Regions from separate parts of the Homo sapiens genome. Here region 2 is linked to region 1. A link is an interaction called in ENCODE POLR2A ChIA-PET data of the cell type or tissue named here. Cell type or tissue: OCI-LY7. All regions are shown on one strand. Links, peaks and the distances in the headings refer to the core of each region. The heading gives the core; the rest is flanking DNA. Region 1 has its middle 9.7 kb from the start of IPO7. Region 2 overlaps ZNF143 (zinc finger protein 143).

Region 1 (12,030 bases), core at 4,690-7,189:
CCAGGCTTATTCTTATTTGGTATACCTAAGATCAGGCCAAGTTGCTTTACTTCGTATTCCCAGTATTGGAGCATTGGAGCAAGCATCTTCCACTCCCACAGACCCATCTTAGGTCATCTTGTTCTATAACTATAGGACTCTGTCACCTTTGACACATCTGATTGACCTAAGGGAGTCTATTCATTGTCTGTCCAATTGCCCAAGAGAGTTGTTCCGGACAGGCTCAGTGGCTCACACCTGTAATCCCAGTACTTTGGGAGGCCGAAGCAGGTGGATCACCTGAAGTCAGAAGTTCAAGACCAGCCTGGCCAACCTGATGAAACCCCGTCTCTACTAAAAATACAAAAAATTTAGCTGGGCAGGGGGGTGGGTGCCTGTAATCCCAGCCACTCAGGAGGCTAAAGCAGGCAGGAGAATCACTTGAACCCGGGAAGCGGAGGTTACAGTGAGCCAAGATAGTGCCATTGCACTCCAGCCTGGGTAACAGAGTGAGACTCTGTCTCAAAACAAAAACAAGCAAACAAAAAATTGGCCTAGACATACAAAGAATGAGGAAAATAAAATCCATAGTCAAGGTGGGGGAAAAAGCAGTCTATACAAATTAAACCCAAGATGGCCCAGATGTGAAACTTACCAAAAAAGAGTTTAGGCCGGGAGCAGTGGCTCACGCCTGTAATCCTAGCACTTTGGGAGGCCGAGGTGGGTGGATCACCTGAGGTCAGGAATTAGGAGAATCAGGAGCTCGAGACCAGCCTGGCCAACATTGTGAGACCCTGTCTCTACTAAAAATACAAAAATTAGCCAGGTGTGATGGCACACACCTGTAGTCCCAGCTACTCGGGAGGCTGAGGCAGGAGAATCGCTTGAACCTAGGAGGCAGAAGTTGCAGTGAGCCGAGACAGTGCCATTGCCATTGGGTGACAGAGCAAGACTGTCTCACATACACACACAAAAAAGCCGGGCACGGTGCCTCATATCTGTAATTCCAGCAATTTGGGAGGCCCAGGAGGGCGGATCATGAGGTCAGGAGTTCGAGACCAGCCTGACCAACATGGTGAAACCCTGTCTCTATTAAAGATACAAAAAAAAAAAAAACATTAGCCGGGCATGGTGTTGCGTGCCTGTATTCCCAGCTACTCAGGAGGCCAAGGCAGGAGAATTGCTTGAACCTGCAAGGCAGAGGTTGCCGTGAGCCAAGATCGCACCATTGCACTCCAGTCTGGGCAACAGGACGAGACTCTGTCTCAAAAAAAAAAAAAAAAAAATAGAAAAAGAATTTAAAGGAGCTATCAAAAATAAGTTCAAAAATTAAAGGAAAATATATTTATGGAAAGAAAGAAAAGTGTAATCTTAATGAGTTAACAGAAATAGAAACCATAAAAAAGAACCAAATGGAAGTTCTAGAACTGAAAATTACAATGGCCGGAATAAAAAATTAACTGGATGGGATTTACAGCAGATTATATTTGGCTTAATAGGTCAATAGAAAGTTTTCATTCTGAAGAACAGAATGTTAAGAAATTATAGAAAAATGAACAGACACCCCTAAAATTTATACAAATTTAAAAACAAAAGTGGCCTCGGACTTTTAGAGCAATATCAAATGACCTAATACATATGTAATTGGAGTCCCAGAAAGAAAAGAGGGTGCAATTGGATCAGAAAAAACTATTTGAAGAAATAATGCAGCCGGGCGCAGTGGCTCACACTTGTAACCCCAGCACTTTGGGAGGCTGAGGCAGGTGGATCACCTGAGGTCAGGAGTTTGAGACCAGCCTGGACAAAATGGTGAAACCCCATTTCTACCAAAAATACAAAAATTAGCCAGGTGTGGTGGCAGTTGCTTGTAATCCCAGCTATTCAGGAGGCAGAGGTCGCAGTGAACCGAGATCATGCCATTGCACTCCAGCCTGGGCCACAGAGTGAGACTCCATCCATCTCCAAAAAAAAAGAAAAAAAGATCAAAAGTTCTCCATATTTGATAAAAACAGATGACATTACAAGGACACAGGAGCCAGCTTGCAGAGCCTCTGACAGGCCAAATCTGAGGAAATCAAGGCAACAAAATATATTCTGATAAAAGAATAGCTGTAAGAAGTTCAACAAATTTCATAAATGGTAAAAAATCTAAAAAGGCAAAAATAAAGACAGCCATACCTAGCCACATGATAGTCCAACAGTTGAAAACCAAAGATAAAGAAAATAAATCTTTTTTTTTTTTTTTTTTTGAGACGGAGTCTTGCTTTGTCACCCAGGCTGGAGTGCAGTGGCGCGATCTCGGCTCACTGCAAGCTCCGCCTCCCGGGTTCACGCCATTCTCCTGCCTCAGCCTCTCGAGTAGCTCGGACTACAGGTGCCCACCACCACGCCCGGCTAATTTTTTCATATTTTTAGTAGAGATAGGGTTTCACTGTGTTAACCAGGATGGTCTCAATCTCCTGACCTTGTGATCTGCCCACCTTGGCCTCCCAAAGTGCTGGGATTACAGGCGTGAGCCACCGTGCCTGGCCAAAGAAAATAAATCTTGAAAGCTGGCTGGGCACAGTGGCTCATGCCTGTAATCCCAGCACTTTGGGAGGCCAAGACGGGCGGACCACCTGAGGTGAGGAGTTCGAGACCAGCCTGACCAACATGGTGAAACTCCGTCTCTACTAAAAATACAAAAAATTAGCCAGGCATGGTGGCGTGTGCCTGTAGTTCCAGCTGCTTGGCAGGCTGAGGCACGAGAATTGCTTGAACCCGGAGGCGGAAGTTGCAGTGAGCCGAGATCGTGCCACTGCACTCCAGCCTGGGTGACAGAGTGAGACTCTGTCTCCCCCAATAAATAAATATATAAACACTTTTTGCTTTGCATCTTTGTTTTTTGGGGGTTTTTTTGAGACAGAGTCTCACTTTGTAGAAACAAGGTCTCATTTTGTTACCCAGGCTGATCTTGAACTCCTGGCTCCAGTGATCCTCTCACCTCAGCCTCCCAAAGTGCTGAGATTAAAGGTGTGAGCCACTGTACCAGCCCTCCATGATGTGAATATACTACTTTTGTCTTTTCCATTGACCTAGTGATAGGTATCTGGGTTGCTGCCTACTTCTCCCTGCAACACCACCACCAAAAAGTGATAAAGAATATACTCTGAAATATAAACCTAGAACTGGGAACACAGCTGATACATTTGGATATTTGTCCCCTCCAAATCTCATGTTGAAATGTAATCTCCAGTGTTGGAGGTTGGACTTGGTGGGAGGTGTATTTCTTCATGGGGACTGATCCCTCATGAATGGCTTTATGCCATTCTCACTGTAATGATTGACATCTCGCTGTATTGGTTCACAGGAGATCTGCTTGTTTAAGAAAGCCTGGAACTTCCTCTCCTCTCTTTTTTTCCCTATCTCACCATGTGATATGCCAGCTCCCCCTTCGCCTTCCGTCATGATTGTAAGTTTCCTGAGGCCTCACCAGGAGCAGATGCTGGCACTATGCTTCTTGTTCAGCCTGCAGAACTATGATCCAAGGTCTTGCTAAGTTGCCCAGGCTGTGTTTGAATTCTTGGCCTCAAACAATCCTCCTTCCTTGGCCTCCCAAAGCACTGAGATTATAGTTGTGAGCCACTGTGCCTGGCCACCTCAAATATTTCTTTACATCCTATTCAGGAATTCAAGCTTCCTCTTCCATGAATTGCCTATTAATATTTTCCCACTTTTTTCAGTCTTATTTGTATTGGCTTATAGGAATTCCACGTGTCTACCTAATAATGATGCTCTGTGGCTTTTAGATGTGGTAAATATCTTTACAGAGTCTGCTATTTGTCTATTAACTTCATCTAGAGTATTTCTTGTTAGACCATCATGTTAAATCTAGGAAACCGTAGAGTCCAGATTCAACCCAAGTCTGTCTGTCTTTGAGACTAATGCTCCTTTTACTAAAGGAAAATGGTAGTGAAGCTCTATGACTGACTAGAGTAATTTTTGCCACCTAAAAGCTAGAGTTTCTGGGTCATCTCTCAGATTGTTTTCCTAGAAAATGAAGGCTACCAAATACCCAACCATAGACTTCTTGCCTGGGAGACAGGGTACTCTGACCTGAGGTCAGAGTTTTCTGGGTATTGGAGCCAAAGCTACTTCACAAACATTCTGACTTTATTTTTCCTTGAGTCTACCTGTTGTGCTGGCTCTGCATATTAAAAGACTATGCAAAGTAAGTGGCATATCTATCCCACATTAGGAGCGAGCAGATAAAAGAAAACTTTTCCATTGTAAGTTAGAAGAATAAATCTGATGGGTGATTTCTCCTTTGATCCTCATAATTACCCTGAATATTTAAGATGACGAAGAGCATATCCACTTCTCTGTAATAGCTAAAGAGTCTTCTGCTTCGAACCACGGTGAAGTAACAAGGGACACCACCTGTTGTAACAACTAGGAACTGGAAAACATATATGAAACAAGTGTTTTCAGACATCAGACAAGAAGCAGATCAGAATTGTGATCCTGAGAGAAGGAAGACAAAAGAGGTAAGCCCTCCAATTTCTCCAGTTTTCTATTTAAAGGCTCATTCTGGACCATAGCATAGGAAAGGGGTTCCCATAAACATCACTGTGGTCTCACTGGGTCAAGGAGAAAGAGTTTGAAGTTTAGGAGGCTGAGGTGGATGGAGATAGCAGTATGGTTTTTGAAAAGAGGGGTTACACAGAAAAAGAGCTCCAGAAATCCACATGGGGTCCCCCTCCACGTTTTCTGAATATTAAGATGGTTATAAGCAGGGTGAAACCTCACAGCTTGGACAAATAATAACCAAGGAAGGGGTTAGCTAAAGAGTTCCCAGAGGCCGGGCGCGGTGGCTCACGCCTGTAATCCCAGCACTTTGGGAGGCCGAGGCGGGTGGATCATGAGGTCAGGAGATCGAGACCATCCTGGCTAAGACGGTGAAACCTTGTCTCTACTAAAAATACAAAAAATTAGACGGGCATGGTGGCCGGCACCTGTAGTCCCAGCTGCACGGGAGAATGAGGCAGGAGAATGGCGTGAACCTGGGAGGCAGAGCTTGCAGTGAGCTGAGATCGCGCCACTGCACTCCAGCCTGGACGACAGAGCTAGACTCCGTCTCAAAAAAAAAAAAAAAAAAAAAAAAAAGAGTTCCTAGAGATCTCACAGGACTAGGACACTAGACTAGAGAAAGCTTGTTGATTCCTTGGGGGGCATTAGTAGAAACCCCCAAAAGGCCACACATTAGTTGTATAGTAAAATAGCCCTATAGTAAATACTAACAGATTTTATCTTTTCTTTTATTTATTTATTTTTTTATGGTTGTATAGCTTTTTTTTTTTTTTTTTTTTTTTTTTTTTTTTTTTGAGACGGAGTTCCGTTCTTGTTGCCGAGGCTGGAGTGCAATGGCGCGATCTCGGCTCACCGCAACTTCCACCTCCTGGGTTCAAGCAATTCTCCTGCCTCAGACTCCCATGTAGCTGGGATTACAGGAGTACGTCATCATGCCCAGCTAATTTTGTGTTTTTAGTAAAGACAGGGTTTCTCCATGTTGGTCAAGCTGGTCTCGAACTCCTGACCTCAGGTGACCCGCCCTCCTCGGTCTCCCAAAGTGCTGGGACTACAGGCATGAGCCACCGTGCCCGCTCCCTTTTTTTCTGACTTTAAGTTCTGGGATACAGGTGCAGAATGTATTACATAGATATACATGTGCCATGGTGGTTTGCTGCACATATCAACTTGTCATTAGGTTTTAAGCCCCGCATTCATTAGGTATTTGTCCTAATGCTCTCCCTCCCTTTGCCCCCCCACCCCCTGCAGACTTGATCTTAAAAACCTTTAACTGGCCAGGCGTGGTGGCTCACGCCTGTAATCCCAGCACTTTGGGAGGCCGAGGCAGGTGGATCACGAAGTCAAGAGATCAAGACCATCCCGGCCAACATGGTGAAACCCCGTCTCTACTAAAAATACAAAAAAAAAAAAAAAAAAAAAAAAAAAAAAAAAAAAGCTGGGCGTGGTGGCACACACCTGTAGTCCCAGCTACTCAGGAGGCTGAAGCAGGAGAATCACTTGAACCCAGGAGGCGGAAGTTGCAGTAAGCTAAGATCACGCCACTGCACTCCAGCCTGGCGACAGAGCAAGACAAAGACTCCGTCTCAAAAAAAAAAAAAAACAAAAAAAACTTTAAACACGATTTGTAAGTATCAAACTGAACTCTATAATTTAATTGCTAACCAGGTCAAATCCCAACATTTGTTAAAGAAAAACAAGAAAACTCACTCAACAACATGGCCAACATGGTGAATCCCCCATCTCTACTAAAAATACAAAAATTAGCCGGGTGTGGTGGCGGGCGCCTGTAATCCCAGCTGTTCCAGAGGCTGAGGCAGGAGAATCGCTTGAACCTGGGAGGTAGAGGTTGCAGAGAGCCGAGATCGCGCCATTGCACTCCACCCTGGGCAACAAGAGCGAAACGCCATTTCAAAAAAAAAAAAATAGCAAATTGGCTAGGCTCCGTGGCTCACACCTGTAATCCCAGAGTTTCAAAAGGCCAAGGTGGGAGGATTGCTTGATGCCAGGAGTTTTGGACCAGCTTTGGCAACATGGTAAAATCCTGTCTTTACAAAAAATTTTTTTAAAAATTAGCTAGGCATGGCGTCATGCGCCTATAGTCCTAGCTACTTGGGAGGCTGAGGCAGAAGGAGCACTTGAACCCAGGAGTTTGAGGCTGCAGTGGGCTATGATCATACCATTGTACTCCAGCATGGGTGGCAGAGTGAGACTCTGTTAAAAAAATAAAAAAAAATTAGCAAATTGAATCCAGTAATATGTAAAAATGACAATACACCATGACCAAATGAGGTTTATCCTAGCAAAGCAACATGTAAAAATCTATTACTGTTATGCAACATGTAATGAGGGTTTAGTCGAGAATGGGAGAATGGATTGCATATAGGACAGTGAACATGAGATTATAATAGCATATTACTGTATGTTTTCTATGTTTAGATACATGAATACTACCATTGTGTTACAATTGCTTACAGTATTCAGTACTGTGGAGATTTGTAGCCTTGGCCATGCATGGTGGCTCATGCCTGTAATCCCAGCACTTAAGAGGCTGAGGCAGGCAGATCACTTGATGTCAGGAGTTCAAGACCAGCCTGGACAACATGGTGAAACCCCCTCTCTACTAAAAATACAAAAATTAGCCAGGTGCAGTGGCACGTGCCTGTAATCCCAGCGAGCTGCTCAGGAGGCTGAGGCAGGAGAGTCACTTGAACCTGGAAGGCAGAGGTTGTGGTCAGCTGAGATTGCGCCACTGCACTCCAGCCTAGGTGGCAGAACGAGACTGTCTAAAAAAAAAAAAAGGAAAAAGAAAATGGAAAGACATGACACAGAATGAAAGAAAATATACACAATGATGAAATCTGACAAAATGAATTCATAGAGTTTCCTACAACTCAGTAACAGGAAGGCAACAATCTAGTTTTGTTTTGTTTTGTTTTGTTTTGTTTTTGAGATGGAGTCTTGCTCTGTTGCCCAGGCTGGAGTGCAGTGTCACGATCTCTGCTCACTGCAAGCTCCGCCCCCTGGGTTCATGCCATTCTCCTGCCTCAGCCTCCCAAGTAGATGGGACTACAGGCGCCTGCCACCATGCCCGGCTAATTTTTTGTAATTTTTTTTAGTACAGAGGGGGTTCCACCGTGTTCGCCAGGATGGTCTCGATCTCCTGACCTTGTGATCCGCCCGCCTCGGCCTCCCAAAGTGCTGGGATTACAGGTGTGAGCCACCGCGCCCAGCCAACAATCTAGTTTTTAAATGGGCAAAAGATTGAAACAGACACTTTACAAAAGATGATACAAATGGCAAAAAGCACATGAAAACATGCTCAACATCATTAGTCATCAGAGAACTACATACTGTGAATAATGTTGTAACACTACATATCCTCTCCACTGGATACACTTAAAAACACCGAGAATTCCAACTTTTGGTGAAGATGTGGAACAACAGAATGCCCATAAATTGCTGGTGGGAATATAAAATTGTACAACCCATTTGTGAAACAGTTTGACAGTTTCTTACAAATTTACATATACATTTACAATGCAAACCAGCCATTCCACTCCTAGCTATTTACCAGAGAAATGAAAGCATATATTCACACAAAGACTTGTATATAGAAATATACATATCAATTTTATTTACATTAGCTAAAAACTGGAAACCACCCAAACATCCTTCAGCAGATGAATAGATAATTGTATATCAACTGAATGGACTACCATTTACCAACAAGAAGGAGGGAATTCCTGATTCACTCAACATCATGAAAATAATCTCAGAAACATGCTGAGTGAAAAAAAAAAAGACAAAAAGAAAGTACTTACTGGTAGTAAGTACTGAGGCAGTGGCTCACGCCTGTAACACCTATAATTCCAGCACTTTGAGGGGCTGAGATAGGAGGATTGCTGGAGGCCAGAAGGTTGAGACCAGCCTGGGCAAATATGACTCTATTGCCACAAAAAATTTTTAAAATTATCTGGGCATGGTGATGTGCACCTGTAGTCCCCGCTACTTGGGAGGCTGAGGCCAGAGCATCTCATGAGTGCAGGAGTTTGAGGCTAGTGTCAGAAACATAGGAAGACTCTGTCCCTCAAAAAAAAAAAAAAAAAAAAAGGAAAATGGTCTTCAGTGACTACGTTCAATAGAAGATTGACTAGATTTCCTATGAATATACTGTTTTATTCACAAACGGTATCAAACTGCTGAATGTGAGGACTCGCAGCTACCGGGAACAATGCTCTGCAGAAAGTCTCTGTTTCTTCACTTCAACTCTTCCTTGCCCTCTTACCTTCCTTCTCCCTAGCCCTTTCCTGACAACCAACAACAATTTACATTACTGAACTTTATGCTTGCAAAAGATTTTCAAACTTTATTTGATCTTCAGAATAATTTTCGTAGCCTGTGATAGGACTATTTACTCATTTTACAGAATGGAAAATAAAATTAGGGACAGTGAGATGAAATGTTTTACTTGAGGCAACACAGTGTGTACATGCCTCAGAACAGAATCGATGTCTGTCCTTTTCCCCCTGCGTTTTGAATTGTTTAGAGTACAAATCTTGCCAAGGCGTAAAAATGAATAAGAGGACTAGTTTATTTAAAAATATAATGAAAAATTGGCTGGGTACTGTGGCTCACAACCTGTAATCCTGGCACTGTGGGAGGCCAAGGCGGGTGGATTACTTGAGGTCAGGAGTTCAAGACTAGCCTGGCCAACATGGTGAAACCCCGTCTCTACTAACAATACACAAATTAGCCAGATGTGGTAGTGTGTGCCTGTAATCCCAGTTACTCAGAAGGCTGAGGCAGAAGAATCGCTTGAACCCAGGAGGGGGAGGTTGCAATGAGCGGAGATCATGCCACTGCACTCTAGCCTGGGTGATGGAGTGAGACTTTGCCTCAAAAAAAAAAAAAAAAAAAAGGAAAAGAAAGAAAAAGAAAATTTGAAAAAAAAAAAAAAAAAAACAAACCCCAAAACTTTATGAAAAATTTGGTCTAAAATGTTTTGACTATTTGAAATAGGCATAACATAGGAAGTATAGAATGCGGGGTTTCAATATCTGTGAATATCTTGACAAAATCAGCCTGGGCTCTAAGATGACTTTGGGTGCTTGGTACTATTGATATGGGAATGCTGGGAAGGGAAGAGTGTGATCCCTTTAAATGATATGGAAGCGGAGAAGGTAAATGCTGAGTAGAAAAAGGCATGATCCATGGCCAGGAGTGGTGGCTCATTCCTGTAATCCCAGCACTTTGGGAGGCCGACGTGGGCGGATCACCTGAGGTCGGGAGTTCGAGACCAGCCTGACCAACATGGAGAAACCCCGTGTCTACTAAAAATACAAAATTAGCCGGGCGTGGTGGCACATGCCTGTAATCCCAGCTACTAGGGAGGCTGAGGCAGCAGAATCGCTTGAACCTGGGAGGTGGAGGTTGAGGTGAGCCCAAATCGTGCCATTGCACTCCAGCCTGAGCAACAAGAGAGAAACTCCATCTCAAAAAAAAGAAAAGAAAAGAAAAAGGCATGATCCCTGACTAGGGCTCCACCCCTATGGACCTGCGTGAGGACAGGCATTTCCTGCCCAAATTTTGCATTTCCCAAGACCACCCTGACCTGCCACGCCCCCATCCTGTGCCTATAGAAACCCCTGAGACTGTAGCAGGCAGACACACAAGCGGCTGTACATCAAGAGGAACACATCAGCAGATGAATACACAGGCAGCTGGACGTCAAGAGGAGCACATCGGTGAAGGAACACACAGGTGGCTGGACATCAAGAGGGTCGCGCTAACAGGCACTGGCATGCCGGTAGGCCACCGACCGGCAGAAGCAGAAGGAGGCGGAGTTTGGCTGGGGCAGTTGGAGGAAAACCCAGGCCGCTAACGGCCTGACTCCAGGGGAAAACCTTCCCACTCCATCCCCTTCTCATTTCCCCCATTTGCTGAGAGCTACCTCCACTTAATAAAATCTTGCACTCATTCTCCAAACCCAGGTGTGATCCAATTGTTCCGGTACACGGGGATACAGAAAGTCCTCTGTCCTTGCAACAAGGTAGGGGATCTAATTGAGCTGGTTAACACAAGCCACCTATAGACAGCAAAACTAAAAGAGCATCCTATAACACACACCCACTGGGGCTTTAGGAACTGTAAACATTCACCAGTAGACACTGCTGTGGGTTCAGAGCCCCACAGCCTTACCCGTCTGTATGTTCCCTGAGAGGTTTGAGCAGTGAGGCACTGAAGAAGGGAGCCACACCGCCATCTCAGACTCTGAGAGGGGGACGAGGGAACTTTTTCCGTGTCAATTATCATCAAGGGTCTCGTCATTGGCATTTACCCACAAAAGCCCCAATGGGGGCCTGTAAAGGGAACACTAATTCTTTCCATTCCCTTATGGTATAACTATCTTTTTTTTTCTTTTTTGAGATGGAGTCTCAATGTGTCTCCCAGGCTGGCGTGCAGTGGTGCGATCTCAGGTCACTGCAACCTCCGCCTACCAGGTTCAAAAGATTCTCCCACCTCAGCCTCCCAAGTAGCTGGGATTACAGGCACGCACCACCACACTGTGGTAATTTTTTTATTTTTACTAGAAATGGAGTTTCACCATGTTGGCCAGGCTGGTCTTGAACTCCTGACCTCAGGTGATCCACCTGCCTTGGCCTCCCAAAGTGCTGGGATTAAAGGTGTGAGCCACTGAGTCAGGCCCAGCTCTTCTTCTTCTTCTTCTTCTTTTTTTTTTTTTTTTTTTTTTTTGAGACGGATCTCACTCTGTCGCCAGGATGGAGTGCAGTGGTGTGATCTCGGCTCACTGCAACCAACCTCCACCTCCTGGGTTCAAGCAATTCTTCTGCTTCATCCTCTTGAGTAGCTGGGACTACAGGTGCACGCCACCATGTCTAGCTGAGTTTTGTATTTTTAGTAGAGATGGGGTTTCACCATGTTGGCAAGGGTGGTCTCTAACTCTCCAACCTCGTGATCTGCCAGCCTCGGCCTCCCAAAGTGCTGAGATTACAGGCATGAGGAGCCACTGTGCCCGGCCGCATCTCTTCTTAATTTTTGTCTAATTTCATCCTACCTCAAAATCAACTCTGAGACTATGGTTTATGCTTTTCTGAATTCTCAGCCTTCACCTTGCCTAAGGAGGCTTAGATACCTGTGTTGGCTGCTGTGCTGGGGATTGGGATTGTGGGACACCATAAGGTTATGTAATTGTGTTTACAGTGGCTTAACAAACCACTTTTTTCATTAGTCTTCTCATACTTATTTATTGAGCACTCATTCATTTCTGTGTCTACCACAAAAAAGATGGATGTGGTCTCTGCCCTAGAGGAGTTCACACTGAAATTTCCAGTCACGTAAGTCACATTCTCTGTGTCACTAGCTTGACAAAATAAAACTAAAATCTACAAATAGGTTGAGTGTGCTAATCACTCTACCAACTAGCTCCTGAATGCTCCCTGGGGCCAAGCTCCTTTTTTGGAT
Region 2 (10,478 bases), core at 1-2,500, 100 kb after region 1:
TTCACAATGTCAAGAATGTTGCAGATATAGCTTCTTTATTTTTCATGAAAAGAAAAGAAAACAAAAAAGTACACCTCATCAAAAAAAACCTGGCCAATTTTGGCTGGGCATGGCGTGATGGCTCACGCCTATAACTTCCCAGCACTTTGGGAGGCCAAAGTGGGAGGATTGTTTGAGCATAGATCCCTGTCTCAAATTCAGAAATTAAAAAAAAAGACACTAGCAACTCAAAGTCAAAATCAGTTAGTATCAAAGAGATCAGCATTTATCTTAAGTGAAGTGTGGAAAGATTGGAAAAAAAAAGGGAATGGAGTAAAGACTTATAGAAGAGAAATGAGTGGCAGGTAATTCACCGAAAGATATACGAGGATGAAGGGCTATAAAAGAAATAATAAAGTGTAAATGGAACTGCTTATGAATTAAGAAGTAGGAACTATAGATTAGGAAAAGTAAAGTCTCAAGTTTTATATCAAAAGAGCTGATTTTTTTTTTCCCCTGCATTGAACATGTATCTCTCATATAACTTAAAAGGTTTTATTTCACTTTTGTTAGGGACATTTTCTTTTTTTTTTTCTTTACAAACAAAATAAATAGAGACAGGGTCTTGCTCTTTTGTCCAGGCTGGTCTTGAACTCCTGGGCTCAGATGATCCTCCTGCCTCAGCCTCCCAAAGTGCTAGGATTACTGGCATGAGCCACCATGCCCAGCCTATTATGGAAATTTTCAAATATACACAAAAATAAATGATAATGAAGCCCCATGTACTTTTTTTTCTTTTTCTTTTTTTTTGCAAGCTTCTCCCTGAACCATGTACTTAACCAGCCTAAACCATTATCAAAATGTAAAACATTTTAAAGCTTTATTTTATTCCTATAGGTGTCCATTGATGGAAGTGAAAGTGTAGCAGGTACTGGAATGATTGGAGAAAATGAGCAAGAGAAAAAAATGCAGGTATGTAAAGCTACTTTTTAATATAAAAATCTAGCTTAGCATTTCTGTGCCCTTCTGTGGATGAAAGCAAGAATAGGTAACTCACTACCTCTCTAGGAAAATCTCACCAGTTCAGAAAAACAATGTATGTATTGGGCAGCAGCTTTCTCAAACTGCCTGAGGTCCCAGTGTTCATTGGTGGATGCAAAATGATGCTAAAGAAATGGAAGTATCACAGAAATCCAGGTGAAGCTTGTGTGCTGGATTCCAAGGCAGTTTTCTGGACAAGGCAGTTGTGGAGACCAGGTGACTTCCTGACTGCCCCCACCCATGGCATGGCAATTTGTGGATACTTTTTCTGGGACTTCATCATGACTCTTTCTAAATAATCCTCACTGCTTTGCTTTTTGTATTTTTAAATTTCTTCTTCTTCCAGCTGATTCCCTCCATATTTTCCTTTTCAACTTCTGAAGGGAGAGTCCAGCCTAGTTAATCTTGGACAAAGCTGTTTATACTTTTTCTACCAGACTGCTTCCTGGTCTGCAGGTGGCCTGTGGGCTGGCTTCCCGTGGTTCAAATGTTCACCCTGGGTCCAGTCATTGGCTGCCCCTTACCTAAGTAACAGCCCAGAGCACCAGTGCTTCTAAAAGTTTTGTAGTAAGTACAAAGTAGTCCCAGGTGCATTCTTGCATATCTCCTACAATCAAAAATTCAAAACTTATGTTATTCAAGAATTGTTTTTGTGTTGGGATGTTCGTGTGGAGGGTATGCTTGGAGCTTGTATAATCATTGTAGTACATTCCTGCTTTAATGCTGCTCTTTATTTTCTCAGCAATTTTCTCTAATATTTTGTTGACTGTTCCTTTATAGTAGTTTTTTTTTCATTCTTCAGAGTTTTATTATATTTAACTCCTAAAGTTACTACTCAGGGTCACATTTATAACCTTGAGCATTAACATGACCACTTAGTGACATTGAGTGATACTGTTAGGGGTTATCAAGAAGATTTTACATTTATATTAATAGTAAGTGATAAAATAACAGGAATCACTGAAATCACTTGTAGAAATATGGTTCTGGCCGGGCGTGGTGGCTCATGCCTGTAATCCCAGCACTTTGGGAGGCTGAGGCGGATGGATGACTTGAGGTCAGGAGTTTGAGACCAACTTGGCCAACATGGTGAAACCCTGCCTCTACTAAAAATACAAAAAATTAGCCAGGTGTGGTGGCTAGTGCCTATAATCCTAGCTACTCAGGAGGCTGAGGCAGGAGAATCGCTTGAACCCAGGAGGCAGAGGTTGCAGTGAGCCAAGATCGCGCTGTTGCACTCCAGCCTGGGCAACAAGAACGAAACTGTCTCAAAAAAAAAAAAAAGAAAAAAGAAAAAGAAATATTATGCTTCTACGCGTTGCTGAATAGCCAATATTTCTGTTTACCAGCTGAAGTGATGCTACAAAGTGGCAATAGAATAAACACAGTTTTCAGTTCACTAAGCCCATCAGCTTTGATGCTGTGTGATTCGTAGCAAAATTTTCAGGTCTCAATTCATATTCATATTTTGTGAATGAAATGAGACTTTAAGGCAGGTGTGGTGGCTCACACCTGTAATCACAATACTTTGAGAGGCTGAGGTGGGAAGATTGCTTGAACCCAGAAGTTTGAGACCAGCCCGGGCAACAAAGTGAGACTCCATCTCTACAAAAAATTACAAAATTAGCAAGGCATGGTGGCACACATTTGTAGTCACAGCTGTTTGGGAGGCGAGGGCAGGAGGATCCCTTGAGCCCGTGGTTTGAAGTTATAGTGAGCTGATTGTGCCACTGCACTCCAGCCTAAGCAACAGAGCAAGACCCTGTTCTCCCCCACCTCCCAAAAAATGAGACTTCAGTATTTTTTATACAGTTCTATGTCAAATCCACCTAAGTCAACCTCTACTAAGATGCAAACACAGGGTAAATATGTGCGGGAGTTATAGGTCAGTGGCTTGGAGTGTTGGAGTGGCCCAATAAGTTCTCTGTCTTATTGGTAACTGACAAGTACATTTTAAAATAATAGAATATTTTAAAGAAAAGCAGTTGTAGGCTGGGTCCAGTGACTCACGCCTGTAATCCTAGCACTTTGGGAGGCCGAGGCAGGTGGATCACCTGAGGTCAGGAGTCTGAGACCAACCTGGCCAACATGGCAAAACCCCATCTCTACTAAAAATACAAGAATTAGTTGGGTGTGGTGGTGTGCGCCTATAATCCCAGCTACTTGGGAAGCTGAGGCAGGAGAATCGCTTGAACCTGGGAGGTGGGGGTTGCAATGAGCCAAGATTGTGCCACTGCACCCCAGCCTGGGCAACAGAGTGAGACTGTCTCAAAAAAAAAAAAAAAAATTTCAGAACTCAAAACGTAACTAGGAATTCAGAACTGCTGAGGCAAAATGTCATTAAAAAAACCCATTACTCTTTTTTTTTTTTTTGAGGTGGAGTCTCACTCTGTCGCCCAGGCTGGAGTGCAGTGGCTCGATCTTGGCTCACTGCAAGCTCTGCCTCCCGGGTTCACGCCATTCTCCTGCCTCAGCCTCCCGAGTAGCTGGGACTACAGGCGCCCGCCACCACGCCCGGCTAATTTTTTGTATTTTTAGTAGAGGCAGGGTTTCACCATGTTAGCCAGGATGGTCTCGATCTCCTGACCTCATGATCTGCCTGCCTTGGCTTCCCAAAGTGCTGGGATTACAGGCGTGAGCTACTGTACCCGGCCCCAACTCTTTTTTTTTTTTAAGACGGTGTCTCGCTCTGTCGCCCAGGCTGGAGTGCAGTGGCTCGATCTCGGCTCACTGTAAGCTCCGTCTCCCGGGTTCACGCCATTCTCCTGCCTCAGCGTCTGGAGTAGCTGGGACTACAGGTGCCCGCCACCATGCCTGGCTAATTTTTTGTATTTTTAGTACAGATGGGGTTTCACTGTGTTAGCCAGGATGGTCTCGATCTCCTGACCTCATGATCCGCCCACCTCGGCCTCCCATAGTGCTGGGATTATAGGCGTGAGCCAGCGCACCCGGCCAAAAAATCCCATTACTCTTTATCTGTAGACATATTACCATTTGGTATTGGTACCAGTAGACAAATAGAAGACTACTGAATGGGATTCTTTTTTTTTTTTTTTTACTGTAGCTTTTTTCTCCTTTGCCTTTTGTACCTCTTCCTTACAGACTAGATCTGCAATGTCCAATACGGTTGCCACTAGCCATATGTGGCTGTTAAGCACTTGAAATATGACTAGTCCAAATTGAGATGTGCTGTAAGTGGATTTTGAAGACATAGTACGATAAAAATAATGTAAAATATCAATAATTTCTTATATTGATAACGTTGAAATGATATTTTGGACATATTGTGTTAAACAAAATAATTACTATTAATTTCACCTGTTTCTTTTAATTTTTTTCAATTGGTTACTAGAGATTTTTTGTTTTATTTTATTATTATATTTATTTATGTATTTTGAGATGGAGTCTTACTCTCTTGCCCAGGGTGGAGTGCAGTGATGTGATTTTGGCTGACTGCAACCTCCACCTGCTGGGTTCAAATGATTCTCTTGCCTCAGCCTCCCGAATAGCTGGGATTACAGGCATGCACCACCACACCCAGCTAATTTTTGTATTTTTAGTAGAGATGAGGTTTCGTCATGTTGACCAGGTTGGTCTCGAACTCCTGACCTCCAGTGATCAACCCACCTCAGCCTCTGAAAATGCTGGGATTACAGGTGTGAGCCAACATGCCTTTTTTTTTTTTTTTTTTTTTTTTTTGGAGACGGCATCTCGCTCTGTCACCCAGACTGGAGTGCAGTGGCGCGATCTCAGCTCACTACAACCTCCACCTGCTCAGTTCAAGCAGTTCTCCTGCTCAGCCTCCCGAGTAGCTGAGACTGCAGGCACATGCCACCGTGCCTGTCTAATTTTTTGTATTTTTAGTAGAGACAGGGTTTTACCATGCTGGCCAGGCTGGTCTCGAACTCCTGACATTGTGATCCGCCCACTTGGCCTCCCAAAGTGCTGGGACCACAGGTGTGAGCCACCATGCCTGACCCCTATTTTATTTATTTATTTATTTTTTGAGACTGAGTCTTGCTCTGTCGCTTAGGCTGGAGTGCAATGGTGCAGTGTTGGTTCAAGTTATCCTCCTGCCTTGACATTCCAAAGTCCTGGGATTATAGGTGTGAACCAATTTGCCCGGCCGGAATTCTTTTTTTTTTTTTTTTTTGAGATGGAGTCTCACTCTGTCACCAGGCTGGAGTGCAGTGGCATGATCTCAGCTCACTGTGACCTCCGTCTCCTGGGTTCAGCGGATTCTCCTGCTTCAGCCTCACGAGTAGCTGGGACTACAGGCACATGCTACCATGCACAGCTGACGTTTGTATTTTCAGTAGAGAGGGGGTTTCACCATGTTGGCTAGGATGGTCTGAATCTCTTGACCTCGTGATCCGCCCGCCTCAGCCTCCCAAAGTGCTGGGATTACAGGCGTGAGCCACCACACCCAGCTCAGTAAATTTTTAATCACATATGTGGCTTGCACTTGTGACTTATTATATTTCTCTTCATTAGTGCTGGATCAGAAGTTCATGACTTCACCATTCTCTAAAATGATTAATTACCGTATTTAAGGTTGAGAACCTAGTACTTGGTTTTTTGTGGTTTTTGTTTTTTGAGACAGGGTCTTGCTTTGTTGCCCAGGCTGGAGTGCAGTGGCCTGATCTCAGCTCACTGCAGCCACTGCCTCCTGGGTTTAACTGATTCACCTGCCTCAGCCTCCTGAGTAGCTGGTATCACAGGAGCGTGCCACCATGCCCGGCTAATTTTTTATATTTTTGTTAAAGAAATATTTAAAAAAATGTTTTTTATATTTCACCTTGTTGGCCAGGCTGATCACAAACTCCTGACCTCAAGTGATCCACCTGCCTCGGCCTCCCAAAGTGCTGGGATTTCAGGCGTGAGTCACCGTGCCCAGCCTGAACCTTGCTTTTCTAAGTCTCTTTTTTTCTACCTCTAAAAGAAAGGTATTAATTAGATCCATGGTTATCTTAGGGGCAAAAGTTTGGTGTTTTTTTTTTTTTGTTTATTTTTTGTTTTTTGAGATGGAGTCTCACTCTGTCGCCCAAGCTGAAGTGCAATGGCCTGATCTTGGCTCACTGTAACCTCCACCTCCCAGTTGAACTCCTGACCTCCAGTGATCCACCCACCTCAGCCTCCCAAAGCACTAGGATTACAGGCGTGAGCCACCGCACCTGGCCAAAGATTTTTTTTTTTTTTTGAGACGGAGTCTAGCTCTGTCGCCCAGGCTGGAGTGCAGTGGCGCGATCTTGGCTCACTGCAAGCTCCACCTCCCGGGTTCACGCCATTCTCCTGCTTCAGCCTCCTGCATAGCTGGGACTACAGGCGCCCGCCACCACGCCCGGCTAATTTTTTGTATTTTTAGTAGAGACAGGGTTTCACTGTGTTAGCCAGGATGGTCTCCATCTCCTGACCTCGTGATCTGCCTGCCTCGGCCTTCCAAAGTGCTAGGATTACAGGCGTGACCCACCGCGCCCGGCCGCCAAAGATTTTTTAAGATAATATTTTTAGTGTTTTTTTTAATTCAGGTAAAGTACAAAGAAGAAAACCCAAAATGACCCGTAATCTTACTCTACGTATCTATTTTACATATTTTTAAATATAAAAGTAATCATGTTTATGTTTAGAAAATCCAAATAGTATAGATTAGTAAAAATAAAAAGTGAGGGATCTACTGCCTGATAGTAATTATTGTTAGAAATCTGCTTTGTTGTTGTTTTTTTCTCTCTCTCTTTTTTTTTTTTTTTTTTTTTGAGAAGTCTCGCTATGTCACCCAGGCTGGAGTACAGTGGCACAATCTTGGCTCATTGCAACCTCTGCCTCCCAGATTCAAGTGATTCTCATGCCTCAGCCTCCCAAGTAGCTGGAATTACAGGCTTATACCACCATGCCCAGCTAGTTTTTGTATTTTTAGTAGAGACAAGGTTTTGCCATGTTGGCCAGGCTGGTCTGAACTCCTGCCCTCAAGTGATCCACCTGGCTTGGCCTCCCAAAGATTATAGGCAGGAGCCACCGTGCCTGGCCTTGTTTTTGTTTCTTAATCTTCCTGGCAGTGCTGATGTGTCTCATGGTTCTTTAAAAATTCCTCTGGTGCCACACTTCTAGGATTGTTTCCTTTCTTCAAAGAGAATACATTTTTAAAAATTCAAGTTGTTTTTATTTTATCCTCCCCCAAGAATATAGATTATTTACATCATACAAGTTAACAAACACCAGATTGTAAGTTATAGCTGCCATGTGCATTAGGCCGTTACAGTAAATGGGATTATAAGTACTAAACCAGACAATACAATGCAATGTTTATCCTCAACCCTACTGAGTCTCTCACTCTATAATTACAGAAGCTCTGCCAGTTAGGTTCCACTGGACTACAGCATCCTGAAACCTGGTTGGTTAATAGCTTGAGCTCTAGAGCCAAACTCCTTCAAATCTCACTTCCCAGCTTTTGACCATGGGCAAGTTACATTACTAAGCCCCTCTGAGTCTCATTTTTTCTATTTGTAAATCATAGTTGATATTGAATTCATTGGATAGCCATGGGGGCCAATTAGACAGTGTACGTAAAGCAGCCACCACAGTGCATCACATAAATGCAACTGCTCAATAAATGTCAGTTAGCCTCTTTATTATGAGGTCACCTTGGAATTTAATCTTAGCTCCAGTCTTGTATCTACCTCTGGAATTTGCACCTCCTTAGAATATAATGGTCCTAGGCGCTAATTATATTATATATATATTATATATATATTATATATAATATATTATATATATAATATATATAATATATTATATATATAATATATATTATATATATTATATATATAATATATTATATATATTATATATATATAAAAGCCCTGTTTTTTGAGGTATCAGGAATCCTGTCAGGGACTAGCAGATCTCTGATCCACCCTCATCTGCCAAGGCCAGCAGCTCCAGTTCCTTTTTCTGTGTGTTTTACACAGTAGAATGCCATGTAAGATTTTATCTGCGAAAGACGTTTGACTCCTTCAGAAAAGAAAAAACATTATTGACTTAGAACAATGTGTTTTGTTTTGTTTTTTTTTCCCTGAGACAGAGTCTCACTCTGTCACCCAGGCTGGAGTGCAGTGGTGTAATCTCGGCTCACTGCAGCCTTTGCCACCCGGGTTCAAGCGATTCTCCTTCCTCAGCCTCCCGAGTAGCTGGGACTACAGGCACCCGCCACCACGCCTGGCTAATTTTTTGTATTTTTAATAGAGATAGGGTTTCACTGTGTTAGCCAGGATGGTCTTGATCTCCTGACCTCGTGATCCACCTGCCTCAGCCTCCCAAAGTGCTGGGATTACAGGCGTGAGCCACTGCACCTGGCCCTTTTTTTTTTTTTTTGAGACGGAGTTTCACTCTTGTCACCCAGGCTGGAGTGCAATGGCGTGATCTTGGCTCACTGCTACCTCCACCTCCCAGGTTCAAGCAATTCTCCTGCCTCAGCCTCCCGAGTAGCTGGGAATACAGGTGCCTGCTACCACGCCTGGCTAATTTTTGTATTTTTAATAGAGATGGGGTGTCACCATGTTGGCCAGGCTGGTCTCGAACTCCTGACCTCAAGTGATCTGCCTGCCTTGGCCTCCCAAAGTGCTGAGATTACAGGCGTGAGCCACAGCACCTGGCCACAGTATGTCCTTTATAGACAGGCAGATAGGCCCTATGTATCTTGCACAACGTTACATGGTGAGTTTATGGCAGAGCTAAGGTTATGTCTTTTTGTTTGTTTGTTTGTTTTGAGACGGAGTCTCGCTCTATTGCCCAGGCTGGAGTGCAGGGGCATGATCTCAGCTCACTGCAAGCTCCGCCTCCCGGGTTCATGCTTCTCCTGCCTCAGCATCCTGAGTAGCTGGGACTACAGGCGCCCACCACCACACCTGGCTAATTTTTTGTATTTTTAGTAGAGATGGGGTTTCACCGTGTTAGCCAGGATGGTCTCGATCTCCTGACCTCATGATCCGCCTGCCTCGGCCTCCCAGAGTGCTGGGAGCCACTGTGTGAGCCACCACGCCCGGCCAAGGTTATGTCTTAATTCTCAGAACATACATTAAGTTTAAATACCAGTGAAGTCATTTTCTATACATGGTTTTTAGAAGCTGATTAGTATTTCACTGGTGTTAGCTTCAAAATTGCCCTTGAGAGTTTTCACTTGTGATGACATATCAGATTGCTGTTTCTTTGACAGAGACTGCACATATCTCATGCTGCATAACCCTGAAATACCTGTTATAGTTTTGGTCTTTTAATTTAGCTTTTGAGTTTTGGATTCTGTCCATTTTTTCCCCTAAAACATCTGTAGAATCAGCTATTGCTTTCTATTCCACAGTCATTATCCTAGGTTTGTTTTTATGACTTCTTTCCTGCATATTTATGATTATACAAACTTCTTTTGGGCTCCCTACCTCATTTGTCTTTTCAGTCTGTTCCCCGCTATTACTGTAGTTCTCTTTCTAAAACGCAGATAGCCAGGCATGGTGGCACATACCTGTAGTCCCAGCCGTTGGGGAGGCTGAGACACAAGAATTGCTTCAACTTGTGAGGCGGAGGTTACAGTGACCTGAGATTGCACCACTGCACTCCATTGTGGGCAACAGAACGAGACCCTGTCTTGAAAAAAATTAATTAATTAACTAATTAGAATAAAACACAGAGGTGATCTTGGCTTGTCCCTTACTTAAAATATTTTAATACCTTCCTTTGGCTTTCATTGTCTAGGCTTGCTGTTCAGGGTAGTATTTATTGCTTTTCACAAACTTGGTCCTACACTTTCATTTTCATGAAACTCATTCTATTATGTAAACATAATACTCTCATGTTGTTTCCACTTCTTCTAGATAACACTCCAAACCTTTGACCATACTATTCCTTCTGCCTAGACAGCACTCCCCAGTCCTCTTCTTCAGTCTTCAAATTTCACCCCTAGACAGCTTGCCCTAACCTACATCTCCCTACTTTTGCATTTTGCCCTGTTAGATCTTTTCATAGACTCCTGTGATAACAATTATTATATTCTATTATAATCCTTCATTAATAGCACAGTTTTACTAGCTAGACTGAGAGCCCTACAAAGGCAGGAACAGTATTTTATTTATCATTTTAGAAAGTAGGTATTTTGCCAATCATTTATTAAATATTTATTATTTTAGAATGTTGTGATAGGAAGTGGTAGGGAGTTATGATGGAGGGATAGGTATAAAGGGTAGTTAATTGGAAATAGAATAAGAAGGTAGTAGTGCAAAGCAGGTTCCAAATAGAAAAAAAAAAGATTTATTTGGGAATTGAGAAGGTAAATGTTAGCCTAGATTGGAGATAAAGATCTTTGCAAGGAAACATTTCCAATACAAGGGGAGGGAATCCTATCACACCCAAATACTCTATGCATTGAGGTAAAAGCCAGAATGGCTTTTTGACTGTGTCTCCCTGGCCTTTTATTT

The links. ChIA-PET counts read pairs that join two places held together with the same protein. Peaks named below come from ENCODE experiments on the same cell type or tissue, not always from the same donor. Only the 100,000 strongest peaks of a DNase experiment are listed, where the experiment ranks them.
Region 2: POLR2A ChIA-PET joins it to region 1 with 5 read pairs; 5 of 35 experiments call an interaction of 5 or more read pairs at or near these places.

The regions. Positions count from the first base shown.
Region 1 is chr11:9,368,909-9,380,938 of GRCh38, forward strand. No RefSeq gene overlaps it. Among named protein-coding and RNA genes, the nearest start is that of IPO7, 9.7 kb to the right of the region's middle. In OCI-LY7, for the core only: no CTCF peak of the experiment used is centred there; no DNase peak of the experiment used is centred there.
Region 2 is chr11:9,478,596-9,489,073 of GRCh38, forward strand. It overlaps ZNF143 (zinc finger protein 143), which reads left to right. Exons shown (of 16, transcript NM_003442.6): 7 at 877-951. Among named protein-coding and RNA genes, the nearest start is that of ZNF143, 23 kb to the left of the region's middle. In OCI-LY7, for the core only: no CTCF peak of the experiment used is centred there; a DNase peak (open chromatin) is centred at 1,536; H3K27ac peaks cover 1,856 bases.